Regions from separate parts of the Homo sapiens genome. Here region 2 is linked to region 1. Evidence: chromatin loops called from intact Hi-C (ENCODE). Cell type or tissue: natural killer cell. All regions are shown on one strand. Each heading gives the region's core, and the rest is flanking DNA. Links, peaks and the distances in the headings are about the cores only. Region 1 overlaps HHAT (hedgehog acyltransferase). Region 2 overlaps RD3 (RD3 regulator of GUCY2D).

Region 1 (16,087 bases), core at 3,562-11,561:
ACAGGCAACCAAGCAAAAATAGACAAATGGGATCACATCAAGTTAAAAGTTTTTTGCACAGTAAAGGAAACAATCAACAAAGTGAAGAGACAACCCACAGAATGGGAGAAAATATCTGTCAGCTGTCCATCTGACAAGGTATTAATAACCAGGATATATAAGGAGCTCAAACAACTCTACGGGGAAAAAACCTAATAATCTGATTAAGAAATGGGCAAAGATCTGAATAGACATTTCTAAAAAGATGACATATGAATGGCAAACAGGTATATGAAAAAGTGCTCAACACTAAAGTCAGAAAAATTCAAATCAAAACTACAATAAGATATTATCTGTCCCCAGTTAAAATGGCTTTTACCTAAAAAGCTGGTAAGGATGTGGAGAAAAGGGCATCATTGTACACTGTTGGTGGGAATGTAAATTAGTACAAGACCACGGTATGGAAAACAGTTCACAGGTTCCTCAAAAAACTAAAAACAGAATTATCATATGATTCAGCAGTCCTATGGCTTGGGATATACTCAAAAGAAAGGAAATCGGTAAATTAAGGAGATATTTGCACTCCCATGTTTACTGTAGTACTATTCACAATAGCCAAGATTTGGAAGCAACCTGAGTGTCCATCAAAAGACAAATAAAGACAATGTGGTACATATACACAATGGAGTATTATTCAGCCATAAAAAAGGATGAGGGCCTATCTTTTGCAACAACATGGATGGAACTGGAAGTAATTAAGGGAAATAAGCCAGACACAGAAGACAAACTTCACCTGTTCTCACTTGTTTGTGGGAGTTAAAAATTAAAACAACTGAACTTGTGGAGACAGAGAGTAAAAGGATGATGACCAGAGGCTTGGAAGGGTAGTTGGGGGGAATGATGGTTAATGAGCACAAAAATATAGCTATATAGAATAAGATGTAGTATTTGGTAGCACAACAAGGTGACTGCAGTCAACAATTATTACATATTTAAAACTGACTGGAAGAGTATAATTGGATTGGTTGTAACGCAAAGAAAGGATAGATGCTTGAGATGATGGATACCCCATTTACCCCCATGTGATAATTAAACATTGCATGCCTGTATCAAAATATCTCATGTACCCCATAAATACAAACAACTACTATGTACCCACAAACATTTTTTGTAAAGAAGATATGACAAAGAAAAAATAATTTTTGTTATTTAGAGATCTGCTAATCTATCTTAATAAAACAGATGAAGGATATACACCATGAAGAAAGGGTGTGATGGTTAATTTTATTTGTAAACCTGACTGGGCCCAAATATTCACTTAAGTATTATTCATGGGTGTTCTGGTGAAGGCGTTTCTGGATGAGATTAACATTTGAATCAGTAGACTGAATAAAGCAGATTTCCCTCCCTAATGTGAGCGGGCCTCATCCAATCTGTTGAAGTTCTGAATAGAATAGAAAGCTAACACAATATTTTTTTCTGTCTTCAAGCCTGACTGTCTTTGAGCTAGGACACTGGTCTTCTGTTGCCTTTTTTTTTTTTTTTTTTTTTTGGACTGGAACTTACACCATCAGCTCTCCTGGGTCTGAATTTCTCAGCCTACAAAATCACATGGTCTAATTCTGTATACTAAATTTCTTTACCGTCATCCCTATCCCCCTACCAAAATACACACACATCCTATTGATCTGTTTCTCTGGAGAACTCTGAATACTACTGAGGATGTGAGGGGCATGCATAATTAACTCACAAAGCCAGTAAGTCTTCATTTGGATTTTGACAGAAGAACAGGAAATTGATTCATGAAAAGAGAGGGAAGAAGGGTAACCTAAGTGGGGAAATAGTTTACTCAAAAAATTGTGTGCATTTGGATGTTGTGTGGAACTACATAAGAAACAGGGTACTGGAGGAAGATTCTATGTCTGGGCAAGTGGAGGAAGAACTAAATAATCAACCTGATATGAAAGCACTAATTGTGCACTGATTTAACACTGAGGCTCACTCAGACAATGGGGATAAACAGAGTAATGGGAACCTGGCCATGTACTCAAGGAGTCCATCGTCTAAATAGCTGTAACTGCCTACCAGGCTTGTAGGTGATAAAAATAAGTTTCATATATTCTTGCTCAATAAATATGCAAGCCAAACATCATACTTGCAACATATAAGACAAATATTTTGCCAAAAAAATGCATATCAAAAATTACTATGTACCAAGGTACCTGAATTGTAGATGGAAGGTCAAGTGAGGTGAATGAGTGAGTCCTGGAGCAAGGTGTGATGGAGCAAGGTAGACAAGCAAGAGCTTCATCCTGTGAGTAAGTGTGCTTGATGCCTTGATTTATTTTGAACCAAAATGAACAGGTCACAGGCTACATGGCACAGTTGGGTTACTCGAATGTTTTAGATTTCTAAAATTATTACTAGCATAAGCTATGGCTCAAAGGCCACAGAGCACTGCTTAACATTAAGTTCAAGGTTAATGTTACTTGCTTCATGAAAGAGCACAGAAATGTGTTGCAGGGCTACAGACTGGGCTGAAAAGAACCTTCTGACTTTCAAAGGTGGTAACTGTGTTTTCAGGCTTTGGAGCAGAATGCTCAGATTTGAGGATGAAGATTAAAATCTTTATGATACCATCCTTTTTGGTTTTCCTGTGTGTTACATAGCCATGGCTTTCACTGAAATAACATTTTCTGTTAGAATCCACTGGCATTTCTTTCCTGCTGATGGCTGGAAAAATATTTATCTTTATACATACATGAGCATATTTAAATCCCCTCCAATGTGTTGTTTGACTACTCGGTTTATTTCAGTTTTTATTGAAATAACTGTCCACTTGTACTATGGCTATCTTTATAAAAACATATGTAAATGTATTCTGTTTTGACAGGGCTTTTTAAAGTGCATTTGCTTTAGTTATTCACACTGGGTGGAATGTAGCCACATTAATCATTTTTCAAATTTTCTGTGTGTGATTGCCTGCCATGAACACTGATGCCAGCACATTTCTTTTTAGCTACTTTTTTCGGGGTTAGAGGAATATTGCTACATCTTCAGAACTGATGATTTCCTACAAGATTGTAATATATCATATATCACATTCGCAAGATAAAAGCTATGCCCATAGTTTAAAATCACTTAAAATATATGTGTAAAGAGAAATGCTTAATTGATTTTCCAAATCATTTTCCTGTAAAGTTGAACTGCTTCTTAAAAACCTTAGCTGTTTTTTATACTACTATATACAATACCTATCAAGGATTTAAAATTCCAGTTATACTCAGTATTAGCAAGGTCATTCTTATGCACCATTGGTAGAAATACAAATTAGTGTACTTTTGTCTACAGGGCAGTTAAGAGTTAATAAGCAATATACATAATGAACATTAAAGATGAGAAAAACCTTGAACCTGGAAATTTCACTTACGAGAATTCATCCTGGTTATGATATTCATCTTAATACAGTTGATAGTTGCAAAAAATCTTTAGAATAATATGATTACTAATAATAGGAGACTAAAATAAATTATGGCATATCCACGTAAGGGAATTCTATGTAGCCATTAAAAAGGGTGGTTAGGTATGGACTCAGTGACTTAAAAAGGTGGTCCCGATACAATCATCTCTCTGTAATAGCATTTGTTTTAATGTTATATACATATGTCTGTTTGTATATACACATGGAAAAAATTTAGAAGAATGGATCTTAACATGGTTTCTGTTGAGAGGTTATTTTCTTGTTTAAATGTTCTAATTTTTACATAATACATTTTTTATAGTTATATATACACACACACACCCATGCACAAACACACATATATGCACTACAGAAGCTTCTTTTCCAGCTGTCTTGCCTCTAGGCATATGGACTTTGAACCAACCTAGTAGAAAGGGCCCATAGTGGGGGCAGGGAATCTGATGGCCCCATCCCTAATAAACCTGATCTGCCTAGTTCCACTGTCCCCTAACACAGCAGCAAGGATCCTGCTCACCAGACTGTCCTGGATGCAGGGAGTCTCCACCAGCCTCCGGACTCCATTCTCCACAGTGACTCCCAGCCAGTTGAGCGCTGCCCAGCACCAGAGGTAGTCGTAGCCGCCATGCCAGTAGCTCACAAATGCAAATGTCATCGCCGTGGAAAACAGTGTCCCCAGCAGGCCATGCTGGGACCCGCCCACTGGAATGTACACATACCTAGAGAAAGAAGAGGCTGTTAGGAGACATACAGAGGGCTGCCCTGCAACTCTATCTGCTCCCCAGCTTGACTATCCTGTCACATACTGCTGTTCACATATGCAGATCCTTCCTCACTTCCAAGAGGCCAGATTCCTTGGATTCTCCATCCCACAAGGAGTTGGCGAAAACCCAAGCCTTAGCTCTGCAGGGTGTTAGGTTAAATGAACACACAGGCTCAAGAGCTCTCATTACTAGAGCAAAATAGCACTTACAAGAGGCAGGGCAAGAAGTCATGAATTTAGAGTTTCTGAAAGGGATGGGCCCAACCCTGGAAATCCAATCACAGAATGGCAGTTAAGCTTCTGGCTACATGAGGCCAGCAACCTTCAAGGCAGGTGATATGGTTTGGCTGTGACCCCACCCAAATCTCATCTTGAATTGTAGCTCCCATAATCCCCACGTGTCATGGGAGGGACCCAGCGCGAGGTAATTGAATCATGGGGGTGGGTTTTTCCTATGCTGTTCTCATGATAGCGAATAAGTCTCACACGAGATCTGATGGTTGTATAAAGGGCAGTTCCCCTGCACATGCTCTCCGGCCTGGCGCCATGTAAGATGTGCCTTTGCTTCTCCTTCACCTTCTGCCATGATTGTGAGGCCTCCCCAGCCATGTGGAAATGTGAATCCATTAAAGTGTTTTTTCTTTATAAATTACCCAATCTTGGGTATTTCTTCATAGCAGTATGAAAATGGACTAATACAGCAAGTGTGGATTTTACAGCTCAAACTATTAAGTTTATGGTAAACCCATTATTTAAATGCAATTGGTAAGATCACGTTCCTAAACAGGCAGGAGCTGGGTGCAGCAGATGGGTGCCAGAGACGGTTCCCCAGCTTTCTAGGCAGGTTGCCCAGAAGCAGTCGTGAATTCACAATAAAGAAAAGAGCTCTGTGCTCACAGGGCAGCCAAAGTACCAGACAAAATGCATAGCTGTCCCCTGGGTATGTTCTCCATTGCTGAGACAGCTGCCTGAGTACGTAGAGACAGTACTATGTTCTTCAATCAGTAATTTCCTGCTTGAGTTGGACAAAACTCACACCTTGAGCTGTTAGGACCTGGAAAGCTAGGAGCATACCCTTCTTGCAATAGCCTTTTTAAAAAGCCCATAGGCCTTTATTGCTGATCAGTGCTTCTTTGTCCAACCTTCCTCCAGGAAGGAAAATGAAAAAATCCTTTTCTGAATACACAGTATGTTCCAAGTACTAGACACTTACATGTACCACTTTGATTCTTTAAAGCACCATATGTATAGTTTATACCTACTGCCCCAGCATTTTAAACAATTTAGCATTTGTCCTGTTTATATATTAATTTAGGGGAGGAGATCAAACTTGTTTTTGAAGAGGAAATAAAATTGTTTTTAGAGAGGAAATTGTTCTATTCAAAATGTTTTCAACAGGACTATTTTATTTTTAGAGATAGCATCTCTAGATGTTACCCAGGCAGGAGTAGAGTGGTGCAGTCACAGCTTACCACAACCTCAAACTCCTGAACTCAGATAATCCTCCCACTTTAGCCCCCCAAGTAACTGGGACTACAGGCATGCACCACCACACCCAGCTAATTTAAAACTTTTTTTGTAGAGATGATATAAAAGTTGCCTAGGCTGGTCTTGAACTCCTAGCCTCAAGTGAACCTCCTGTCTCAGCCTCCCAAGTGCAAGGATTACAGGTATGAGTCACTATACCTGGCTTAATAGAACAACTGTATAGGTAGGCAGGCTAAAAATAAAAACAACTTATCAGGCAATAAATCTTTTAAAAGACTCTATGATAAAACTGTGCCACTGGACAAAGACTCTCTCCTTGACTAAACTTTAGTCAAGCTCCTCTAAGCTCTCTAGGCCTCAACCTTGGTGTCCATCTTTATTGTAGCAAGAATCCTGCTAAGTCAGTTTAGAACGAACCCCCCACCTGCAATATCTGATCATGCTCCATCATCTGGCCAAATTCTTCATCACCTACTCTTGGTGTCTGATCACCCTGGCTGCCTTCAGGAGGAATCCTGTTAGGTCTGTTTAGCCAGAATCCTCCTATTTCCCAATGTTTCCTCTTAATATTCCACTCAATGACCCCCACCTTGCTCCTTGGCTATATCCCCCTTATCCAAGCTGTATTCAGAATTAAGCCTAGTTCTGGCTGGGTGCAGTGGCTCTTGCCTGTAATCCCAGCACTTTGAGAGGCTGAGGCGGGTGGATCACCTGAGGTCAGGAGTTCGAGACCAGCCTGGCTAACATGGCAAAACCCTGTCTCGACCAAAAATACAAAAATCAGCCAGTCATGGTGGTGTGGGCCTGTAGTCCCAGCTACTTGGAAGGCTGAGGCAGAAGAATCATTTGAACCCGGGAGGAGGAGGTGGAGGTTGCAGTGAGCTGAAAACATGCCACTGCACTCCAGCCTGGGTGACAGAGCAAGACTCCGTCTCAAAAAAAAGAGTCCAGTTCCATACTGAGGTCTCTTTTCCCCTATTACAACAGTTCCCAAATAATTTTTTTTTTACTGCTTCAACTACTACCTATCTCTGGTTTTTCTTTAACATCCTCCACTCTCAAATGTGTTCCAGTTTCCAGTTTAGATAATAAATTATTTGATCACCTTAGATAATCCCATTTTATGGGTGAGGAAACTGAGGTTGAGAAATTAATTTGCCCAAGGTACACAGCTGGGAAGGAGAAAGACAAAGATGCAAATCTGCATCTGTACAGCCAACTTACTGCTTCCATTACAACCCTGGGCTAATTTTTAAAGTCCTCTATATTTCACCCCAATCAGGAACAATTAAACTTGAAGGCATGTGAGAATGTAGCAGTTTCAGAAATAAGTAAAGCAAAGCCAATACTTTCCTTTGTGCAAAAACAGGACCATCTTGACAATCAAATTAGCAAATAGGCATCAAGCACTCACTACAGATTAATGGATATTCCACCTGCTGTTGAGCATGTCTTTAGGCCTTCAGGGAATTCCTGGCATTATGGGAAACAGACATGACTTTGTTCTTGCTATAAGGATGGGCAAACCTGCTTGTGAAACAATAGCAAACAATTCCCATCATTAAGCTATGTGACATGGTACAAAGTAGACCACAAAGGTTCCAGAGTGCAGGGGAGAAGGGTGTGAGTGAAGACAGTGGGGCAAAGGAGGCTGAAGGGCGAAGGCTCTCATTCTGACAAGGCCAAGAGGATGAGTTTTGCTAGGCAAAGAGAAGGTTGGGCACTGAGCCAAGGACACAAACGAGGGGTTGGATGACAAGTCAGAAAAGCCTGACAGCCCAGGGCACAGTAGTCTTATCCGGTGTTCTGCTGCCCCCCAGAGGCTGCTTGGTCATTGGTGTAGAATACTCAGCAGAGGCAAAAAATGGGCCACAATTCACTGCCTCCTACCTGCATGGAGGTAACTGCTGGCCCATCATGAGGCTGCCCTTAACTTTACGTAACCAGTGTTGTATGTAAAAATAAAATAGGGTAATCAAACCTATTGCAAAAGGATGAAGAACGACTTCTCTTTAAGGAAACTGTACAGATGGCTGTTTTATAAAACAGATTATCAAATGCTCTCTTCACCCAAGAGAAGAGATTTTTTTTTTAATCTTATCTCACTATATAAAAGTGAGCTGCAGCTGGGGACAGTGGCTCACGCCTGTAATCCCAGCACTTTGGGAAGCCGAGGCTGGGGGGTCACTTGAGGTCAGGAGTTCGAGACCAGCCTGGCCAACGTGGTGAACCCTGTCTCTACTAAAAATACAAAAATTAGCCAGGCGTGGTGGTGCACACCTGTAGTCTCAGCTACTCGGGAGGCTTAGCCCGGGAATTGCTTGAACCTGGGAGGCGGAGGTTGCAGTAAGTACCACTGCCCTCCAGCCTGGGCAACAGAGTGAGACTCCATCACAAAAAAAAAAAAAAAAAAAAAAATTAGCTGCACTGTATATGTCAGAAAACCATAGCACACAAACCTCTCATTCTCCACACCAATGGTACTTGATCTTAGATTCAACTCCAAGGAGGACATGTTTTCAAGCTTGTGATCAGGAAGCATCTAGCCCCAAAATTACATGCCCAGCTATTTTGGGCATCTCCTGGAACCATGGCTGTTACTTTGCCTTCAAAATGACAGCCAACAAAAATCTCTGAAAATTCCTTTTATTCCAGAAATTCATATATGGCAGGTCTCCAAGGACATGAGGCTGTTTGTCTCAAACCAGAAGAGGGTATAGCTTCAAGACTGGAAGATAAAAATCCCTTCTTTATTCCTAATTTATAGAAGACAGTACGTGTGGTAAAAAGGAGAGCAAACAGGTTATTTTCTTTTACAAATTCTACCATCTTCTGTCAGTTCCATGATTAATAAAAACAGAAACATGTCTCTTTTTTTAGAAAAGCAATAGTATGAAACTGCTTACTAAGATTTGCTGCACAATAAATTGATTTCCCAATGGAAGAAAGCAATCAGCACCACCTTCTCAGCAAAGCAAAACTAAAAAGATTGCTTCTCGTCAGTGACTATGTCAGGTTGAGTCTTCACGAAGCCTGCCTCTGCCTGGCCGGCTTCGCGTGGTCACTGCTTACAGAAAATGCTGCAGCCACCTTCTTAATTTAAAAGCATCTCACTGAATCAATGCACCACAGCAAACCCCCAACTCAGGAGGAGGAATCTATATAAATAGTAGACAGTATTGATGACTTCTACCCTTTACTGAGTGCCCATGCACCAGGTGCTTTATGCATACTATTTCTAATCATTAAAACAACCCTCCAAGGAAATAACTAGGCCTATTTTATATAGGAGAGGTAAAATCTGCTCCTAGAATGTTGTAGTTCCAGAAACCCCAGGGCTGGGTGCTTTCACTGATATATTTCTCGTTTAACCAAATCTTCAAAACAGTCTCCACAGAAACATCCACTGATGTTTTATTAACTGAAAAATGTCCTTTCTAGGAAAGAATTCTTGCTCAAGAGAATAATGATTACAATTTACAAAGGGATTTAAGCCAATGAGCTCTGTTAGCCACTGTTCAGTGTCAGAAGACAAGAGGTATAACTTCCGCTTTTGAACAGACTAAGTAGTTGCCCTCTGTCCCACAAGCAGAGATAACACCTGCTATCTCAACTCCCTGACATCCTGCAGACGTCTGCCTGTGTCAGAAGTGGGGCATAAAAAGTTGGTGGCTAGGGTGATGCTGAGTAGAGGTACACAAAGGGAGAAGAAAATATCTAGCTCCCTCATACCTACTATGAAAAACAACACAAATATACGCCCTACAGTGGGAGACAGGGGTGGTAACAATCCATGTGGTAAACGCATTAATCTTAAAATCGCAACACTTCTTTTTTCCAAGGACCTATACAATAGCTCCTTGGCTTGCTACATTATCACCTAACTCTATGACAGACTAATCCCAGACCCCAACAAAGTATGAAGATGAAGCACCAGACACTGACAGACATGGCTTTTACTACGGTTTCCTGCACTGAGCCGAGGTGGGCTTGCTGGTTTCCTGTAATCACTTACCCATTCCTCGGCCGGGCTGGGGCAGGCAGTTGCTGACATCCTACTCTAGCTCCACCTTAACTTTCCACCCTTATTTCCCTTCTCCCCACTTGGCTTTGGTGACAAATCCTAAAATCCTGAATAAAAGAGGATTTGACAGCTCCGTGCCTTTGGTCATACCATTTTCACATCTAGAAGACACTGCTCCATCCTCCCTGATTTTCCAACACCTACTCAGTCTACAAAATCCAGTTGATTTCCCAACTCCAGGAAGTCTCTTTTGCATTTTCCAACTTGCAATTTAACCCAGGAACCTACTGTGTGTACTGTCTGTTCCACTGATTGAACAGCTTTTTACCAAAATGTGTCTATTATGGGTGTCATTTTAACTCAATTGTAAGATTCATTCAGACAGCACTAGATATGTGATGTGTGTATGTGTATGCGTGTGTATGTTACACAGCTACTAGTCAACAGTACTTAAATACGTAACATAATTTCCATTTACTGCTGATAGCCTCGAATAGCTTTTAAACTTGTTAAAAATTGTCACCATTGTCATGGACCCATTATAAGCAACAGAAATGAAAGGATGATTGATTATAAGGTCCTGTACCAGGTACTGGGAGACTTTGGAAGACACCTATTCCTAAAGAATACAGAGCATTGAAAGATGCTGAAGTTTCTCCACACTTTGTAATCCTAATTACCCTACTAAAGTCAAAAGTATGTGTCACCACACCTCTGGAACTACTCCAACCCTAAGAGATTTACCACCCAAAGTAAAAGTACTAGTCCTTTAAAGAACAGAGCCTTTAGTGGCTAGGAAAGGCAAGACTTTTGTCCATGTTACACTGGTGGTGAGGTGACCTCACCTTGGCTCCATCTGGGCCCTGAGACCAGCCCCTGCTCAGGTTTCTCTTCTCTACAGAGCTGGCTGTGCTGTCCTGAGCCCAGCTCTCATGGGCAGTAGCTCCCCTGACCCAACCCTGGCTCTAGCTTTGGCCTTGGCCCACATTTTAGTGTTCTTTCTCACAGCCAGTGATGACCCTCCAGCCAAATCTCCATCTTCTAGGTAGTTCTCAGAAAGGAAGCTACATATCTACTTATAAAAAGTTTTCACAATCTACCCATCTGACAACGGTCTAATACCCAGAATTTACAAGGAACTTAAATGTATTTATAAGAAAAAAACAAATAATCCCATCAAAAAGTGGGAAAAGGATATGAACAGACACTTCTCAAAAGAAGACATTTATGTGACCAATAAACATATGAAAGAAAGCTCAACATCACTCAGCATCAGAGAAATGCAAATCAAAACCACAGTGAGATACCATCTCACACCAGTCAGAATGGTGATTATTAAAAAGTCAGGAAACAATAGATGCTGATGAGGCTGTGGAGAAAGAGGAATGCTTTCACACTATTGGTGGGAATGTAAATTAGTTCAACCATCGTGGAAGATAGTATGGCAATTCTTCGAGGATCTAGAACCAGAAATACCATTTGACCCAGCAATCTCATTACTGGGTATATAACCAAAGGACTATAAATCATTCTACTATAAAGACACATGCACACATATGTTTTTTGCAGCACTATTCACAATAGCAAAGACTTGGAACCAACCCAAATGCCCATCAATGATAGACTGGATGAAGAAAATGTGTGGAATACTATGCAGACATATAAAGGAATGAGATCATGTCCTTTGCAGGGACATGGATGAAGCTGGAAACCATCATCCTCAGCAAACTAACACAGGAACAGAAAACCAAACACCGCATGTTCTCACTCATAAGTGGGAATTGAACAATGAGACACGTGGATACAGACAGGGGAACAACACACACCAGGGCCTGCTGGGGGGTGGGGGGTGGGGGGAGGGAACTTAGAGGACAGGTCAATAGGTGCAGCAAACCACCATGGCACACGTATACCTATGTAACAAACCTGCACGTTCTGTACACGTATCCCCCCTTTTTTTTTTTAAAGAAAGAAAAGTTTTCAAAGGAAGATGTACACAAAAAGGAATATAATTTGCTTTTAATATTTTTCTGTCCAGTAGAGATAATAACAGCATTTTAACAAGTAATAACCAGCAGTTGGTTAATGGGCAACCACAGGCTTTGTCATCCTCCATAAGGCTAAGAGGAGTCTATTTTCAAAGCAGGGAAAATATTTTGAGCTGGGCTAATTCTCAGCTCCTTTACTAAAAGATGCTGTACATAAGCTTCATATGCAATTCTGAAAATTATCTATTAAAAATTCTATGCCCTCTTTGGCAACAGAACATTGTAGGGTTTATAAAACAGAAATTAAATTCAAGCTATATTTAGCCTACACTTCAACTTCTAGGTAAATGTAATTAGATGCCAACATTTAAATAATCTTTCTTTTCGCTCCATGAAGCTGGTAGTTCAGTGAGTTGAAGTATTGTGCTGATGAACCCAAGCTTGTAGCTTCCATCTTAGAGAAAGATTCAACCACAACTTCATAGTTCAAAACCCAAACTCTGGCTTCACAAAAGCTCTATCTTTCTCACAGAAAGAGAGGCTGAGAGAGTCTGAATGGCTCAGTCCAAGCACATTTGCCGCTAGAAAACAGCCCAAGCAGCAACAGTGGCGAAGTATGGGACAAGAAAGAGCGCAGTGCTTGAGAGCTAGAAGATGTGACCTTGGCCCTGCTCTGCCACTCACCAACTTCTGTAACCTCGAACTTGTCAAGTAAACCTGCTCAGCTTAAGTATACATACTTAGTATGCACTAGCAGCACTAAAACCTTCTTTGAGTATGAGGTGCTGTGAAGATCAGATGAGACAATATATAAAGACTCTGGAGATTTTTTTTAAATCATGGCAAGAACACAGTATGAAATCTACACTGCTAACAATTGTTTAAGTATATAATACAGTATCGTTAACTATAGGCACAATGCTAGCCAGTGGATCTCTAGAAATTCTTCATCTTGCATAACTAATATTTTATACCCATTGATTAGCAAGACCCCCTTCCTCTCACCCCCGGCACCTGGCAACCACCATTCTATTCTTCGCTTCTATGAGTTTGACTATTTTTTAACCTTTAAGTTTAGGGGTACATGTGCTGGTTGTTATATAGGTAAACTCATGTCACAGGGGTTTGTTATACAGATAATTTCATCACCTATGTATTAAGCCTAGTATCCATTAGTTATTTTTCCTGATTCTCTCCCTCCTCCCACCCTCCATCTCCCGTGTCTGTCATTCCCCTCTGTGTGTCCATGTGTCCTTATCTTTTAGCTCCCACTTATAAGTGAGAACATGCAGTGTGTGGTTTTCCGTTTCTGCTAAAGATAATGGCCTCCAGCTCCATCCATGTTCTTGCAAAGGACATGATCTCATTGTTTTCCATGGCTGCGCAGTATTCCATGGTGGATATGTACCACATTTTCTTTATCCAATCTGCCATTGATGGGCTTTTAGGTTGATTCCATGTCTTTGCTATTGTGAATAGTGCTACAGTAAACATCTACATACATGTGGAGTTTGACTATTTTTAGATCCCTCATATAAGTGAAATCATACAGTATTTCTCTTTCTGTTATGGGCTTATTTCGCCTTCATAGCCTTATGTATATAACTGGAATCATACAGTATTTGTCCTTCTGTTACAGGCTTATCTCACTGAATAGAATATTCTCCATGTTCATTCACGATGTTGCAACTGGCAGGAATTTCTTCTTTTTTGAGGCTGAATAATATTACATTGTATGTATATACCACATTTTCTTTATCAATTCATGTATCAATAGATATTTAGGTTATTTCTGTATCTTGGCTGTTGTGAATAATGCTGAAATGAATATGGAAATATAGATACCTCTTCTAGATACTGATTTCAATTATTTTGTATACTCAGAAGTGTGATCACTGAATCACATAGTAGCTCTTTTTTATTTTTTTAAGGAATCTCCATACTGTTTTCCATAGTGGCTGTACCAACAATGTACAAGAGTTCTATTTTTCCACATCCTCACCAACATCTGTTATCTTTTTTTTCTAGAAAATAATAGCCATCCTAACACATATGAAGTGATATCTCATTGTGATTTTGATTTTCATTTCCATGATGACTGGTGATATTGAGCATCTTTTCACATATATCTTGAAACATACAACCTACCAAGAATGAATCAGGAAAATCTAAACAGACTAATAACAAAGAGAATGAATCAGTAATTAAAAACCTCACAACAAAGAAAAGTCCAGGACCTGATGTCTTCACTGGTGGATTCTACCAAAAATTTAAATAAAAAGTAACACCAATCCTTCTCCAACTCATCAAAAGAACTGAAGAAAAAGAACACTTCCAAACTCATTTTATGAGGCCATCATTACCCTATACCAAAGCCAGACAAAGACATCATTAAAAAATTACAGGCCAACTGGGCGCAGTGGCTCACATCTGTAACCCCAGAACTTTGAGAGGCTGAGGCAGGCAGATCACATGAGGTCAGGAGTTCAAGACCAGCCTGGCCAACATGGTGAAACCCTGTCTCGACTAAAAATACAAAAATTAGCCCAGCGTGGTGGTGCATGCCTGTAATCCCACTATTTGTAAGACTGAGACAGGAGAATTGCTTGAACTCAGGAGGCAAGGTTGCAGTGAGCTGAGATTGCACTACTGTACTCCAGCCTGGGTGACAGAGTGAGACTCCATTTCGAAAAAAAAAAAAAAAAAAAAAAAAAAATCCTACAGGCCAATATCCCTAATGCACATAGATGCAAGAACATTCAACAAAATACTAGCAAACCAAATTCAACAGTACGTTGAAAGAATCGTTCGTCATGTTTAACTGGGATCTACCCCTAAGGTGCAAGGATGTCTCAACTTACACAAATCAATTAGCATGATACATCACATTAACAGAATGAAGGACAAAAGCCTTCGTTATCATCTTAACACATGGAGAAAAAGCATTTGGCAAAATTAAACAAACTTTTATGATAAAAACTCCCAACACACTAGGTACGGAATGAATTTATTTCAATACAATAAAGTCCATATATGACAAGCCACAGCTAACATGTTTGACATTGAAAAACTGAAAGTCTTTTTGCTAAGATCAGAAACAAGCAAGAATGCCCACTCTCACCACATCTTTTCAACATAGTATTGGAAATACTAGCCAGAGTAATCAGACAAGAAAAATAAATAAAAGGCATATGAACTGGAAAGGAAGAAATAACATTATGTCTGTTTATAGATGACATGATCTTATACGTAAAAAACCCTAAAGACTGCAAAAAAAAAACCCGTTAAACAAATTCAGTAAAATCAGAGGATACAAAAGTAACATAAAAATCAGTTGCTTTCCTGTAAACAATAAATGATCCAAAAAGAAAATTAAGAAAAAATATCATTTTTAAAAGAACAACAAAAAAGAATAAAATAGAATGACAAAGAATAAAATACTTAGGAATAAATTTAGCCAAGAAGGCCAAAGATTTGTACATTGAAAACCATAAAACATTGATGAAAGAAAGTAAACACACCAAAAAATGGAAAGATATGCTGTGCCCATGGATAGTGCTTTGGAGATTTTAACACTGCATACACATGAAAGGTTTATACTTACTAATAATGGGCCAGCAGCAGCATACTTCATTCAAGGAAAATCACATTAAGTGTTCTTTTTTTCTTTTTTTCAATGTTATTATTATTATACTTTAAGTTTTAGGGTACATGTGCACAACGTGCAGGTTTGTTACATATGTAAACATACGTCATGTTGGTGTGCTGCACTCATTAACTCGTCATTTAGCATTAGGTATATCTCCTAATGCTATCCCTCCCCCCTCCCCCGACCCCACAACAGTCCCCGGTGTGTGATGTTCCCCTTCCTGTGTCCATGTGTTCTCATTATGTTAAGTGTTCTTAACACGCACACGCACACACCCCAAAGGGGTACAGGGAAACTTTTGGAGGTAATGGATATGCTTATTACTTTATGTTGATGGTTTCATGGGTGCATGCATATGTCCAAACTCATCAAATTGTACACATTAATATGTGCAGTTTTTGTGTATCAGTTACACTCCAATAAAGCTGGGGTTTTAAAAAGCCATTATCATAATGAGTAGCATTCCTATATCTTTCATCAGCATTTGAAGACACCAAGAACACTGAACTGCTTTCTCAGGGATGTTCTTTACTTAAAACCATTAGTCCTAAAAATGTCACCATCAGATCCAGGTCACTTAGTGCTAAGGGGTCAAAGCTATGGATTCAACAGCCACATATACCTGTTGATTATGCTTAATCCAGATGACAGCCAGCTGTTCTCCACACACCTAACACTGGCTGCAGAGAAGCCTACAGAGGGTATGTGGGTGTGTCAG
Region 2 (16,087 bases), core at 4,920-12,919, 890 kb before region 1:
TATCTCCTTTTTTTTTTTTTTGAGATGGGGTCTCACTCTGTCACCCAGGCTGGAGTGCAGTGGCGCGATCTCAACTCACTGCAACCGCTACCTCCCAGGCTCAAGTTAGCTCAAGTTATCCTCCCACCTCAGCCTCCTGAGTAGTTGGAACTACAGGCGCATGCCACAACGCCCAGCTAATTTTTTATATTTTTGGTAGAGACGGAGTTTCACCATGTTGCCCAGGCTGGTCTCGAACTCCTGAACTCAAGCCTCCCAAAGTGCTGGGATTACAGGCATGAGCCATCGTGCCTGGCCTATCCTAATTTTTTAAAACAAGGATTCAATCAGTGTTCATGTGTTTGAGGCAGGTTGTAAGTGCCTTTGACTGAGTGGGAACCATTCATCATGGGAAGACTCTGAGGTCACCATGGCGCTGCCACTCGCCAGGTGGTGAGCCAAGTGCGGGGGCCTTGGGGCTTACACTGAGGAGTTGGCTCTGCCACGGTGGTGAATCTGGAGCCAGGCAGTGTAGAAAATTGTGCCAGACACTCACCAAAGGTCACTCTTTCTGTTGTTTAACAGACCTCCCCCAGGCACCACGTCCTTCCCAGTCTCAGCCGAGGTTCAGGTTCTGGGGATACCCTGGGATAAGGCAGCCCCCTCTGGAGTCTGTCTAGCCTGCCCTCCTGCCTCTCTGTCTCTGTTCTTCCTCCCTCTGTCTCTCCCTCCCTCCTTTGCCCTTAAGAACTTAATCGGACCCACTGAAGAGCCTTCTGGGGGAGCAGCTGGCACTGGGGACAGAAATAGCACCAGCAGAAATCTTGTTTCTGCCAAAGCCTCCAGTCCTGGCCAGAGTTGCGGGAAGTGAGGGGATGGGGAGGAGATGACTCAGAACACCCTCCTCCCCTGTTGAGACCCTACACCTGGGCCAAAGAGGCTTAGAGCCCACAAAATTCAGGACTCAGGTGGGATCACTCCACTCAGCCCCTGCCATCTGGAGATGGGGGAGGTGGGTCACAAAGCACCTTCTCTAGCGGCCAGCTCAGGTCGGGAGCCTTAAGCCCAGGGAAGCAGGACCCCATACAGGCTGCACCCCAGACTGTACTCGGGCTTGCTTCTGGCCTTACTCTGCCTTGAGGTGAAGTGTCTGGGGGTCCAGGAGACATGCCACCCTGTGGGCACTTCCCTTCGAGGTCAGGCTTAGGGACTGAAATCAGAATTCCCTGCCAGACAGTCGCCCGCCCACTTCCCCACAGAAGGGGCCACTGAGCAGGGCAGACAGCACTGCCAGCGAGCAACCCTAAGTCAGAGGGTGGCACAGAGGTGGCTGGTTGCAGGGGTGTGGCTGGGCCTTGGAGGTGAAAGCTGGGGTGTCCCCACACGTGTTTGCAAGGCCCCTTACCATGTGGGATGAAGCGGAGGTGGGAAGAGAGGGAGGCAGGCTGAGGGCCGAGAGCAGTCCCAACCCACCTCCATGTGTCAGAGAAGAACTCTGAGGAGTCCAAGAATGCTGTCTGAATCTCACCCTCCATGTTGTTAGGAAGGTATAGTTCACAAGGGAGGAAACGGAACATACTTTATTTAATAGTTTGTTAGCTTATGTGGCTGTGGCATGGATATTCTGCAGTCAATTTGCCCTGGAGGCAAAAGTTTTCTTCAGTGTCTTCCATTTCTTCTCTCACATTTCTCCCGGCCACAGGAGAACCCTCTGCTGCCAAGCCACTCTCTTGCTCTCTTCTTTCAGCTCAAATTCAAACCCAGATTAAGAAGAAAAAAAAGCTCCCTAAGGAGCTTTGGAAAATGCCTTCTTGTTCAGGATCAGGTCAGGTCAGGTCTGTGGGGCTTGTTCCTTGATCCAACTGTTATAGCTTCTCCATCATTTATTCGTTCCTTTGTTCGGGCATTCATTCATTCATTTGTTTGCTATTTATTAAGTGCCTACTGACTACATGTCCAGCCCCAGGGATGGAAAGGTGAATAAGGCACAGGCCCTGACCACATACCACACCCGGGGTCAGGGGAGGTAGGCAGTCACGTTCCGTAAAGTGCTCCTGAGCTCTGAAAAGCACCTGTGCAGAGTGCAGTCAGGGGACAAGGTAGAGAGTGGCCACATCTACCTCGGAGATGGGAAGGTCAAGAAAAGCTTCCGAGGGTGCTGACCCTAGACCTGGTCTCCATGTAGAATGGGCGGGCATTTCAGGCAGAGGGAGGAACATGACAAAGGCATGGAGCTGTGCAGTAGCCCAGCACATTCAGTAGCCCTTGCAGGAACAGTGACTCCGCATGCTCGCAGTGCTCTTCAGTGGCTACACCATTCACTCTTTTGGTGCTAAGCATCAATCTAACCCATAGACTTTTAAAAATACAAACACTCCAGGGAAAGTGACACATTCAGTTACAGTTACAGTCCTTGTGCCTGAACTGATGGAATCCTTTAGCCTTAGGCGAGGCTCCTGATGCTCATGGCTCTCTGGCCATGACACCCCCACCCCTGCACTCCCACCCCCCAGTACACACAGTACTACCCAACCTCTTTATTCTGGGCACATAAAGCAGGTAAGGGCTAAGAAGTAAACGTCCTAGCTGCTACTGACCCCAGGAGTAGGGTCTAATGGTTCGTCCTTTCGTCCCACTCTCCCAGGAAGCGGTCAGCTGTGTAATCTGAAGCCTCCATTGGTGATAGGCTTAGGTTGCGTGGAGAATGAAAGTTCTCAGATTTCTTTTTTTTTTTTTTTGAGTTGGAGTCTCGCTCTGTCACCCAGGCTGGAATGCAGTGGCACCATCTCAGCTCACTCCGCCTCCCCAGTTCAAGCAATTCTCCTGCCTCAGCCTCCTGAGTAGCTGGGACTACAGGCATGTGCCACCATGCCCAGCTAATTTTTGTATTCTTAGTAGAGATGGGGTTTCACCATGTTGGCCAGGATGGTCTCAAACTCCTGGCTTCAAGTGAGCTGCCCTCCTCGGCCTCCCAAAGTGCTGGAATCACAGGCATGAGCCATCATGCCTGGCCTGTTTTCAGATTTCTTAATTCTGTTGGTTGCTAAAGGAGTTGGTCATTCAAGTCTCCATCGGTAAGTAGAGATTTAGCTGTGGCCTTCCAGAAGGCTGCTGCTACCCCATCATAATATTCTCCTTTGTGTCTGATTATTTACCTTAACAATTCATTTCTCTGCATTAAGCACTGGGGTGCAGGGTGATGGGAGGGTGGCCTAAAAATGCATGTGTCCTCTGGAGGTGACACCTCCTTCATCACCATGCTGTTGAGACTGAGTTCATCTGACCTCTTTTCTCTGCGTATGGAGGGTCTAAGCAGAAATGGGATCATTGGTGCATGGAAGGGGGAACGGCTTGGAGGGAGAAAGGTGCAGAAAGATGAAGTGAGACCCCTCGAAGACCCACTTCAGGCTTTAGCTCGGGAATGTCATTTCCCTTCACTGTTGTCAGAAGCACAGACCACATCTGACAGGTCATGGAGTAGCTCATTCACCCATTCATTCATTCGTTCATTCATCTACTCGGTCTGTCCTTCACTAAATTTGTATTTAGCAGGCCTGTGTGGGGGCTCCATGATGAGTTAGGCTCGCTGCTGTCAGACCTCCACCTGTCTCACCTTGTTCTATGGCTGGATCCTCCCTCCACCTGGGACCCCTTCTCCATCAGCCCATGTGTCTGAAGCCCGCACTCACCTCTCAGCCCACTCTGGCACTTTTCACCATCTAGGGTCACACCTTCCCCTCCCACATCAGTGCTGACTCTATGCTTCACCAGCAGAGTTCCCTCTCTCCATTGATGTTGCAGCGTTTACTCAACAAATCTTGCCTCTCCTGGAGAGCAGGATCCTGGCATCATCCTTTCGTGTTTATGTCCCTCCACAGATGTGTACACAGTGCTTGATTAATGCTGAATGAATGAATGGTGGGTAAGTTGGTTTTTTTCAGGTTAATGTTAATCCATACAGTTTTTTTTTTAAACGGAGTTTTGCTCTTTTTGCCCAGGCTGGAGTGCAATGGTGTGATCTTGGCTCACCCCAACCTCCACCTCCCGGGTTCAGGCAATTCTCCTGCCTCAGCCTCCCGAGTAGCTGGGATTACAGGCATGCACCACCACATCTGGCTAATTTTGTATTTTTAGTAGAGACAGGGTTTCTCCATGTTGGTCAGGCTTGTCTTGATCTCCCAACCTCAGGTGATCTGCCCATCTTGGCCTCCCAAAGTATTGGGATTGCAGGTGTGAACCACCATGGCTGGCCAACCCCATAGAGTTCTAAGTGTCTTTCGTCAATAGGCTGGAGGCATTTAGAAGCTGAGGGTGTTTTCCTGGTAGACTGACATAGGATGTATCTGTTCTGAGTGTGTGTGTGTGTGTTCCCCTTAAGTCATAGGGAAAGCTTGTGCTCAGCCATAGTCCATGTGTTTCCAGCTTTGTTGGGAGTTAGTGAGGATTCAGGAGGCCCTTTCTCTGGGCACAATCCTGGGGATGCTTTAAGGATCATAATCACAAGAGTCTCTTACTTTTATGTGATGTTTACAGTGTACAAAGTTTATTCACAACTGCTTCTCACAACAGCCCTATCTTGTCTTACAGAATTAGAAATGATTGCTCAGGGAAATTAAGCCACCTACTTGAGGCCACTCAACTGTTAGGGCAGAGCAGGTCTTCTCTCCTGGGTCCCAGCTCTCCTCTCTCCCCCTTGGGTTCCCAGGTTCCCCACTCTGACTAACAGAGGGGCCCAGGAAAGATGCACATCTGTCCTGTCTCAGCAGGGCCAGGGGCTATGTCTCTCATCTCATGGCTTCGGTGGAACGAGGCCCCATCCCGGCTGTCCACCAGGAGCCCTGCTGAGATGGTGCTGGAGACGCTTATGATGGAGCTGACGGGGCAGATGCGAGAGGCTGAGAGGCAGCAGCGGGAGCGCAGCAATGCGGTCAGAAAGGTCTGCACCGGTGTGGACTACAGCTGGCTGGCCAGCACACCCCGGTCCACCTATGACCTCAGCCCCATTGAGCGGTTGCAGCTGGAAGATGTCTGCGTTAAGATCCACCCATCCTATTGTGGGCCTGCTATCCTCAGGTGAGCACTGGGATGGGGACCCTTGCTGGGCTGCAGGCTCCAGGAAAGGTGGCTGCAGTGGCAGGGGCCTGAGGCCACCAGGACTAGAGTCAGGGAGCCTGGATGACCTAGTTATCTGTTAGAAGGAGCAAGAGGGGAAAAGGAGTCTGAAAGAGACCATGAAACGCTGGACTAGGGTTAGGGGTCCAGCGGGAGGCAGGAGGCAGCTCCTGGAGGCGCGTGAGTTTTGATTCAAGAGAACACAATACTTTTGAGTTTTCTCTTCTTCCTGCCCAGATTGTTATTGTCCTGGATTTTAACTTACCTGGCTTCTTTTCTCTTGTCAGTTTATCTTCAATATTACCTTCTCGGAGAAGTTTTCCAGACATTTCTCCAAAGTCAGATTCTTAATTATCTTAGCTTATGTTAGCTTTCATGCTAGTCTGACCACAGGTGAGTGTGTGTGTGTGTGTGTGTGTGTGTGTGTGTAGGAAGGGTTCAAACAAAACCCTGGGGCACTGCACATTTAGAGCTTGGGTACAACAATGTTCCTTGAATATAAATGTAACCTTACTGACTTACTGAAGCTGTGACCACATGGTCCTGTCTCAGAAGGATTGGTGCTGATGTCAAGGAAGCATCGAGTAATTTCAAAATAACTCAAGTTCTTTGTCTACATTTCTCTTTGTAAAGGAATATAAATCCACAATAAAACATCTTAAAACTCCTGTTAGTCTCCCAAAATCTTCCCTCACCCATCCCTTTAACCAACATATGCATTTATTATACACCTTTTTCTTTGAAATTCCCTTCAAAAGCTCCTCTCCTTCAGCCCCTTTCACCTTCTTCAGCCCCGTCCACACTCCTTGGTTTTTGCAGAGCTTTTACCATCCCTCCCCTTTCTTCCTCCAGATGGAGAACCTTACTCTCCCCCAGCTCTGATTCTGTACTGTGGAAGCCTCCAAAGTGTATCTATTCCAGAAGCACCTGGGGACGGGGGTGGGTCATGGGGTGGAGCTGCTGAAAAGGGAATCTGGGCTGGCAAATCAAGCCTCAAAAGTGAGGGGGAAGGCTGGGTACACACAGGTCATGATTGTCCTGTCTCATTTCCGGTCTCATGTCACTGCTGGGAAGTCCTGACTCTCAATCTGGTGGAGGAAACCTGGTATTAAATAGACTTGCTAACATTAACTTGTGAGCTCTAAGCAAAGATAGCCTAGGCAGAGTAAACAGCTTGGGAAAACACAGGGCCTTGGGAGAAGCTGGGACATGTCGGGGCCACAAGTGATTCTTCCCAGCTGATGTGCAGGGTCTTCCAGGGAAGTATCAGGGGACCCCTGTGCATGGCAAACAGCTCACCTGGAAGGAATATCACAGGGGCAGTGACATAATCAGATATAGGTTTCAGAAAGATCATGCTGGCCAGTGGGTGGAGAAGAGACAGGAGAGGCTTAGCCAGAAGGCTGCCACGGCAAAGGGCTCCCCTTAATGCTTCGTCATCAACAACCTTAGGTAAGTGTCAGGATCTTTACATATCTTAGTTCATTATAGCTCACACAAAGGCAGCTGTCATCTCAGATTACAGACGAGGAGGCTGAGGCCAACTGAGGCCAGAAGTGGCAGAGCTGGGATTTGAACGCAGGATTGGTTGAAGCAGTAGCAGCGTGGGGTGGTTCCTGATTCGCTTCAGGAGCAGAGTAGAGTGGACTAATTGGCCATGAGGATGCACGGGCAGCCCCTCGGGGTTAGACGCCCGGGGTGCCAGACCCGCTGTTGTGGGTGAATGTCCCCAGCGCCCTCCCCTCCCGCCCAGGTTCCGGCAGCTGCTGGCGGAGCAGGAGCCCGAGGTGCAGGAGGTGTCCCAGCTCTTCCGCTCGGTGCTGCAGGAGGTCCTGGAGAGGATGAAGCAGGAAGAGGAGGCCCACAAGCTGACGCGCCAGTGGAGCCTGCGGCCCCGCGGCAGCCTGGCCACCTTCAAGACCCGCGCGCGCATCTCGCCCTTCGCCAGCGACATCAGGACCATCTCCGAGGACGTGGAGCGGGACACACCGCCGCCACTGCGGTCCTGGAGCATGCCCGAATTCCGGGCGCCCAAAGCCGACTGACCCCGGCCGCTTCCCTGCCCAGAAGCGGAGCCTTCTGCAGGGGGAATGATAGGCCGGTGACCGGAGCGCCGGGCCCTGGAACCTCCCCACCTAGGCCTGACGAGGAGACCCAAGAGGCGGCCCCATCCCAAGACGCTGCTATAAAATGAAGCGACTCCCTGCCCCATCCTCTTCCTCTGGCCACAAAGCTGAGTTAGGTCGTAGAGCGGCACCGCCCTCTCCCTCTCCTGCGCTAGTCTGCAGGAGCAGCCCCTTCCCTAACTGGCAGATTCAAGGTTTTGGAAGACAGACCATTGCCCCATCCTCATCTCCTGGTTCTGTCTAAAAGGGGACAGTTGCCCTGCCTTTTGGCAAGACCTAGGTTCTCACCCCAATTTCAGGGATGTCCCATTCACCCCCCTACCCCCATCCCCAATGAGAAGGGACCTGTTGGCTGGTATGCCTTCTTGCTAGTGACTGGCTGAGCTCACCACTGCAGGTGGGTCACACACAGCCTCATAGGCAGGCACAGCTGGAAGGGACCAGAGAGACATTTAGATCCACTCTCTTCAGCTAGTAAATGTGGAACTTGAGGCTCAGAGAGGGACACTTCTTCTGCCTTTAACTGCAGCCAGCTCCTCATGAACAGTGAGATTGTTCCTGCATGAATAGTGTCTGTTCCTGAGTTTGGAATCCTGGGCTATGAAGGGACAGGTCCAAAGGCTACATCTCTACCTACCTGTGGCCTGATCCATCTCTTACCTTGGCAGTGGGATGAGAATCTAAGCTGCTCTCCAAGAAGTGTAGCTAGGGGTGGAGGTAGGTTACTCATTACCCCACGCCACAATGTCATCGCATGGGCTGTGGCCAGTCCCTAACAGCTTCTTCCAGAGGCTCAGCTCCAAGGACTTCAGATGCTGCCCTAAAGAGCCCAGGTTTCTCAATTCCAGGGTTCCGCTTTCTGCAGCTGGTCACACCTGCTCTCTGGCTTTCTCCAGAAAGTGATGCCCAAACCCCTGACTGACCTTGAGGCAGCTGAGTGAAATGTTCTAGAAGAGCTTCCTGCAGCTTCATTGTCCTTCCCTTTTCTAACATGGTTAGGCCTTGATGATGGGCATGTGGATTACCCAATGTGTGGATCACCCATGGAAAATCTGGAAGGCCAGGAGGCCTTCCCACACACTCTGGGGTTGAAGTGGGGTGTAAGGGGGATGGGTGGGGAAGTGTCTACCCTCAACTACCAGCACACATGCAGAAAATGCAAGTGGACCTTAATAGTAGCCTAAATAAAATACCCGGAGGAGATATAATCAACAGGGGGGAAAAGTGTGTATTCCCTCAGTGGAAAAAAGTTTTTTTGAATGATTTGGTTTTGAACTTCCCTTTTGAAGTTTTTTTGGATTTTCACTTGAATCTGGACAGAGAATCATAGGATGGTGGAAAACCTCTGATCCAACACTATCAAGATGAAAGAGTTGATTGGCTTATTAATGTAATTGGTAGAAGTTGAGAATCACTTAAAATATACATCTTAAACATCTTACGTATTTTATTTGAAGACATAAAAAGTTCACTTGGTTGCCAAACTTTTTTTTTTTTTTTTGAGACTGAGTCTCACTCTGTTACCCAGGCTGCAGTGCAGTGGCGTGATCTCGGCTCACCACAACCTTTGCCTCCCGGGTTCAAGTGATTCTTCTGCCTCAGCCTCCTAAGTAGCTGGGACTACAGGCACGTGCCATCACCCCAGCTAATTTTTGTATTTTTATTAGAGATGGGGTTTCACTATGTTGCCCAGAATGGTCTTGAACTCCTGACCTCGTGATCCACTCGCCTTGGCCTCCCAAAGTGCTGGGATTACAGACATGAGCCACTGTGCCTGGCTGCCAAACTTTTGATGTGGGTCCAAGCTGTGCTTTTTTGTGACCTATATGTTTTGTCTGGTGGGAGTTCTACACTTAAGTTTTCTTGGTTTGCACTTTAATCATAACAATAAGAACAACTGGCGTAAAAGAGTTTTGGAACAAGCAGAAGTGACCCTTGGTAAGCAGACTGCTCAGCTGGTAGGGGCAAAAGTGTTGGGGGAGGATTAGAAAAAGGCCTCCACATTGTGGGCTTTCCGGGTGCCCTGGATGTGGGTCAGCAAATGTTTTAGAGGAAGTAGTTAACCTGGAGGGAGATTCAAAGGAGGCTGGATAAGAGAATGTCTATTTTTCTCCTTCCCTATCACCTTACATGTACCTATTCTCCCCAAAGAGAAGGAAGACCTTAGGCTTTCAATGTGGTGTTCTTTCTTAAGTTTAAGTAACTGGCTGCCAATGAAAACCTTCCCTTCGAGCCGCAGGCATGTGGACAGAATCCACCACCCTCCTTAGACACTCCTCAGACTACTACAGGCTATCCCCAGCTGGTGGCTCTCAAATTCATGAGGGTCCAGAAGTTGTTCCTCTGGATTCAGGTTGTTAAAGGGACTAATGAGGTCTGCTTCCATTACTATTATTGAAACCTCAATAACCACAAATAAAAGAACAAAAAGTTTGAGAGTGTCCTTGTAAGTATCTGATGAGTGGCTGGTGTTATTTTGGAGGGGATGGGTTGAGTGTGTTCAAGACTACCACAGCCAGCCTGTTTGCACCCAGCTCAATACCACTAGCCACTAGAGGGCGTGGGTGGGAGGCTTGTACTACTTGGTGACTACATTTTTTTTTTTAACTTATGAAAATCTTCAAACACAAAAATGTAGAGGGAGAAGTTTAAGAAGCCCCATATACCTACCATGAAAGTTTAATAGTTACTAACATTTGGCCATATTGTCTTTATTTTTGTGTGTGGAGTATTTTAAGATAAATCCCAAGGTGTTGTGACAATTCACCCCTGAATACTTCAGTATGCACTACATAGGAATAAAAACTTCTTCCTATATAACTATACTACCATTATCACTCCTAACAAAATTAACAGTGATTCTTTAATATTACCTAATGCCCTGTCCATATTCACATTTCCCTGTTCCCAAGAAATGATTCTTGCCGTTTATTCCTTTGAACAAGGATCTAATCAAGTCCCACACATTGACAAGAAAATTGCAGTTTATTTTTTTGTTGTTGTTATTTTATTATATTTTATTTGCAGTTTGTTTTACAGTGGTCATATAGTATTATGTAATTCCATAATGAAGCATTGCTTAAAGATAGAGTGCTTACGGAACACTCATGTTAACATGCAATAAGTTAGTGACTGAACACAAATGATAAAAATTCTGCAAATTAGCCTAATGATACGCTTTACTCAGATCCTCGTTATGTTATTTGATTAAAATTCTTCCATAGTCGGAACCAAGATTCCTTCATACTTTGAAACGTAATGTTAAAAATTGGTAGTGGCCTGGGCATGGTGGCTCACACCTGTAATCCCAGCACTTTCGGAGGCCATGGCGGGGTGGGGGGGCAGATCACGTGAAGTCAGGAGTTCAAGACCAGCCTGGCCAATATGGTGAAACCGCATCTCTACTAAAAATACAAAAATTATCTGGGCATGGAGACACATGCCTGTAATCCCAGCTACTTAGGAGGCTGAGGCAGGAGAATCGCTTGAACCTGGGAGGTGGAGGTTGCAGTGAGCTGAGATGGTACCACTGCACTTCAACTGGGCGACAGAGCCAGACTTTGTCCCAAAAAAAAAAAATTGATAGTGACAATATATCTAACCCGACTTTTCATTTGATGAAAATACTTGTCACATCATATGTTTTATTTACTAGGACATGCTTGCAAATAGCAACCTAAAACCTTCTCCCTTTTTCTTGCCATTTAGAAACAAAACACTAACATTTATCAAAATAACTCAGGGGAAATCTGAAGAATTCCAATAGCAGATAATGAAAAAAGTTTGTCTATTTTTGATGCCATTGTTCATCACATAGTTAAATTTCAGTCTATGTCTTAATATTCATATGGTCTCCCAAAAAAACACAATGTTACTTCAAAATTTATTCATAGACAAATTATTTTTAGAAAATTATTTTGATTTATTACCTTGACTCATTTGTTAAAAGGGGAAATTGACATCTATTTCCCTTTACAAATATTATTACATATTGCATCAAATTAGCATTATAATATTAAGGTGCTAAAGACAAAAACAAAAATTATTTCTTTATCATATTCAAGGCAAAAATAATAATTTAAGTTTCTAAAAATGTGCAAGTTTTTATATAACCGTAAAAGGTGTTCACAAGCCAATAGAGGTTGGGAAGTGTTTTCTAAAACATTTTATTGTATTGCATTCTAGTTACAATTCCCTTGTTGAAACAAACACAATATTCTTAAAGCTCGGCAGTAAAACTTGGAAGTTTTCCAGCTCAGTCTCCCAACTCAGCTAGGATTTGGTTCAGGGAAAATTACATTCCAGGAACAAGCTGTTCCTCTCTATGTGAACTGAGCACTGCAGCTAACTGCTTCGAAGCCACTTCTGGCACCTGCTCAGGGCCATAGGCCTCTCTAGAATCCAAGGCAAAGGGGGATACAGTTGAAGTTAACCTCTCCTTAGTAGAAAAGAAATCAAGCCACTAGGGAAAAAAAAAAAGTCTCCAAACTGTAAAAGGAACAGGGGAAATGTGTACTTTATCCAAATAAGCCAGCCCAATAATATTGCTGTGGACAGAAAAGGCTTTGTCATCAAGAAACTCTTTTATTAACATTTTAATGACCCTTTACAGTTTACAAAGTGCTTTCACTCATGTCATCTCACTTGATCTTGACCAGGGATTGAGGTGCATTATGTTTTGTTTCAGATTGGGCATTATGTGGCTGCCTAGAACTGGAAGCCAGAGTTCCTTCCACATGCTGTCAGCATTATAGATCTTTCTGTGTTCTTGGAACAGTCCCCAACTACTCTATCACTGTACTTATCACAAAGTGATGTCAATGCACATGCTTTTGCTGTCGCTTCTTCCTCTCACTTTGCTGTTCCCCCGCCTCCAGTAGTTTGTGAAATCCTTAAGTGCAGGAAGTAGGTCTTTTACTTCTGTGTCCCCATCTTCTGGGCACACAGTAGGTACTTTACAAATGCACTTAACAGATAGGTGAATAGGGACACCAACATAGAGAGCTTACCTAGGACAGAGGCAGAGTGAAGAGAGGAGTGAACACTGAGGCAATTATGATACATCTGTATCATTCATTAGATTATACATTCTTTGAGGCACTATGGTGCTCATGTCTCATTTCAGTTTGTGTAACTCAAGATATGTCACTCAGACAGTAGTCAAAAACCTAAGAATGTATTCCTTTACTCATCAAATATTTACTGAACAACACCATGGGTAATAATTATAAAGGAAATGGGGCAGAGGTGTGGTTACCCATAAGCCTTCCAGCCAGATAAGACTCTTGCTGTCTTGAAATTATTAATGATTTTTTAACAAAGGTCTCCAAATTTAATTTTGCCCTTATGTAGCTGGTCCTGATGGCACCCATAATCGGGAAGTTCAGGGTTGTTACTGACCAAACCTGAGCGCAATGGAATGTGCTCTCTCTCCTCCTCCTCTTTTCCTCCTTCTCTCAGTCTCTTTTCTCTTCCTCCCCTTCTCCTTCTTTTTTTCCATCTCTTAGCTCTGTCTTCTTCTGTGTGGTGGTTGACTCTTTTTTTTTTTTTTTGAGACTCCAAGTCTTCCTCTGTCGCCCAGGCTGCAGTGCAGTGGCGCGATCTCAGCTCACTACAAGCTCCGCCTCCTGGGTTCATGCCATTCTCCTGCCTCAGCCTTCCGAGTAGCTGAGACTACAGGCACCCGCCACCACGCCCGGCTAATTTTTTGTATTTTTAGTGGAGACGGGGTTTCACCGTGTTAGCCAGGATGGTCTCGATCTCCTGACCTCATGATCTGCCCGCCTCGGCCTCCCAAAGTGCTGGGATTACAGGCGTGAGCCACCGTGCCCGGCCAGTGGTTGACTCTTAATCCCCTCTTTAGTGTGATCACATCCCTCCCTGCAACTAGAAAAGATGGCTGCTGGTAGTTCAGGCTGATGTGTCCCCAGTTTAGCACTCCCAACACCCATATACTAATCCCAGAGGAAGACCTTGTGGCAGAGCCTGGCGAGTTAGTCACCAAACCTGCTTTTCGTTCTGCTGAACTCACAATTACATGGCATTTCCAGCCTCCCTTTCCTTGGCAGTAGCCATGTGACCAAGTTTGGCCAATAGGATGTGAGCAGATATGAAAGCCTCCATTCCAGTTTGGCCCATTAAAAACCTTCCAAAAGTGATTCTCTGTTCTCTTTCCCCATTTGCTGGCTGAATGGAGAGGACTCTGAGACCCAAGAAGAGAGGGTAGTCACAAGATGAAAGGGGCCTGGGTCCCTGAATGACCACATGGAAGGCCATATTGGACTTCTTATGTGAATTACAAATATACTTCTATTTGTTAAACCACTGAGATTTGAAGTTTATCTCTGCAGATATTGGAGTAACTGACCTGTAACCAACATACACCTTGATTGCCCCTACTTGGGATGTCTACCACCATTGGACCAGTTACTATTGCTGGGGAATGAGGTACTAAGAGTGACCTAGCCTGGATCATGTGCCCTTCTGGGAACCTAGGGCACCAGATCACAGCCCCACTAAGACCACATGAAGTGAAAGGGGGGTGTTGTTGCTACAAGAAAGTGGATGGGAAAATATATGAGATGCCCCTGCCGACCCTGAAATCAGCTCCCAAAGCTCTGCCTAAGAGAGCAACCCAAAATCTCAAAGGGTCAAAAGATGTACTCTTTGAAAATCTGAATAGCTTAATATTAAAATGACTGTTGTAATATCATCTCAGTTCTTCCAAAGACCTTAAAATTACCTTTAATCTCATATCAAGGTAATTCGCAGAAGCTTCCATCCTACTTTTATTCTTGCTTCAAAGACGACAAATAAGGTTCCAACTGAAGGTCTCATGGGTGGGAAAATGAGAAAGTTTTTTTGTCTAACTGTCCGTGGCCATATCAACCTTCTGCCCAGGTGTAGATATATACAGGAAGAAATGACAGTCACTCATTGTCCCTACTGTGAAGTCAGCTCACTATTATTGCTTTCTGAGAAACTTTTCGTTTTGTTTTTTTTGTTTTTTCTCTGCCACTCCATCTTATCTTAAAAAGTTTCCTGTTTTTGTTGTTGTTTGGTTGGTTGGTTGGCTTGGTTTTTTAACCCATGAGCAGATTTTGCTCTTACTCAGGGGAACAAAAGGAATTTAACGGTCTAGATAAAATTGTTTGAATTTTGAGGCTATTGAACATTCTGGATTATAGTTCTGGTGAAATTATTCTGCCACTTACATCTTTGCAAATCATTCACTCTCTTGAGGCTCCTGTTCCTTATCTATTAGAGAAGCATAGATACCTTTCTACTGCCCAGGCTTGTGGTGAGGTTTAAATAAGATCAAATGCTTTCCCAACTATAAAAGAACTTTCAAGTTTAAGATCTTACAGTTGTCTGTGACAGTCTTCTCTTCAATTAGTATGGGTAACTGAAAGTCGATTGAACACACTGAAGAGCACTTTTCACCTTCCTTCCTCTGGAGTGTCCAGACCTGGCTCTTTAATCATTGCCCTTGAGCCCAATTTCCCTCATCTTTTAGATCTGTGGTTCTCAAGCTTGGCTGCACATTAGATTATCTGGCACCCAGGCCACATCTCAGGCCAGTTAAATCAGAAACTTGGGATGGGACTCAGGCATCAGTTTTTCTAAAGTTTTCTAGGTGGTTCCATTGTGCAGCCAAGGCTGAAAACTATGGTTTTAGATTATTCTTTCTGGGGAAATCAGGAAATTCTCTGTTGGCACAACTGAATCTATTTAACTCTAACACATGCACAAATGATTTCATTTCAATAGATTAATGCGCTTTGGACCTATTACAATGGTTATGTGATCTTATGTTAGAGATAGATGGTTGCAAAGTAGTTTATCACATAGATGTTTATCAGCTGTGATCGATGTTTATCATCTCCTTAGCAGCATTCAGGAAATGCTTGAAGATGAGATGTATCTTTTTTTTTTTTTTAGACAGAGTCTCGCTCTGTTGCCCAGCCTGGAGTGGAGTGCAGTGGCACGATCTTGGCTCATTGCAACCTCTTCCTTCCAGTTTAAGCAATTCTCCTGACTCAGCCTCCCAAATAGCTGGGGTTGCAGGCTATTTTCATATTTTTTTTTTTACAAATAAAATACCACCATGCCCAGCTAATTTTTGTATTTTTAGTAGAAACAGGGTTTCACCATATTGGCCAGGCTGGTCTCGAACTCCTGACCTCAGGTGATCTACCCACCTCAGTCTTCCAAAATGCTGGGATTACAGGTGTGAGCCACCATGCCTGGCCAAAATGTATCTTGTCAAGAGTGCTGCAAATACCATTTTATAGCAACTAGAAAATGGAGAGGGTGATAAGATCTGAGCTTTTTTTATAAACCTGCAAGAATACAATTACATAGGATGAAAATTATCTGGTGTCTGTTATGGACACTATTCATAAGGGGTGAGAGAGAGAGAAGAAGAGAGAGAGAGAAAATGAGAAAGTTGTAATCCAGCAGGTAGAAATAGCTGTCTGGGAGTGGGTTGTAGGGAACTCTTTCCTGCTTCTTGTGCCAAGTGGTAGAACTGGGAGGGAGGCAGCTGGAGCTAGTAAAGGTGAGTGGGAGGGTGCAGGTGCTGCCCTTGTCCTCAGAACAGGTAAAAGTGACATGTTTGACCGTTGGGCTTAAAGCCATCTTCAGATGCGAGCCGGTCCTGGGAATCAAGTTTGTTCTTATTTGCAGAGGTCCCGTGAAGGCCCCCTGGTGGTCACGGGCGGCTCAGCCAGAGAGTCCATTGTGCTGGCTGTGGGATCCCCATGGATCAGCGCCTGTACCGGAGCAGAGTGCGCTCTGAGTGCACCATTCTTCTCCAGCCGGAAGCAGCCTCCCTTTGCAGGTTTGCCCAGGATAGCCTTTGGCAGGAC

Evidence for each region. A loop is a pair of places that touch in the nucleus more often than their neighbours do. Peaks named below come from ENCODE experiments on the same cell type or tissue, not always from the same donor. Only the 100,000 strongest peaks of a DNase experiment are listed, where the experiment ranks them.
Region 2: it touches region 1 in a loop (36-fold over the local background); 6 of 110 quality-filtered maps call a loop at or near these places.

The regions. Positions count from the first base shown.
Region 1 is chr1:210,575,987-210,592,073 of GRCh38, reverse strand. It overlaps HHAT (hedgehog acyltransferase), which reads right to left. Exons shown (of 12, transcript NM_018194.6): 10 at 3,975-4,176. Among named protein-coding and RNA genes, the nearest start is that of HHAT, 260 kb to the right of the region's middle. In natural killer cell, for the core only: no CTCF peak of the experiment used is centred there; a DNase peak (open chromatin) is centred at 7,503.
Region 2 is chr1:211,470,085-211,486,171 of GRCh38, reverse strand. It overlaps RD3 (RD3 regulator of GUCY2D), which reads left to right. Exons shown (of 3, transcript NM_001164688.2): 2 at 4,746-5,052; 3 at 6,845-9,650. The coding sequence starts at 4,757. The coding sequence ends at 7,136. Among named protein-coding and RNA genes, the nearest start is that of RD3, 14 kb to the left of the region's middle. In natural killer cell, for the core only: CTCF peaks have their summits at 9,570 and 9,776 (motif pointing right); a DNase peak (open chromatin) is centred at 9,761.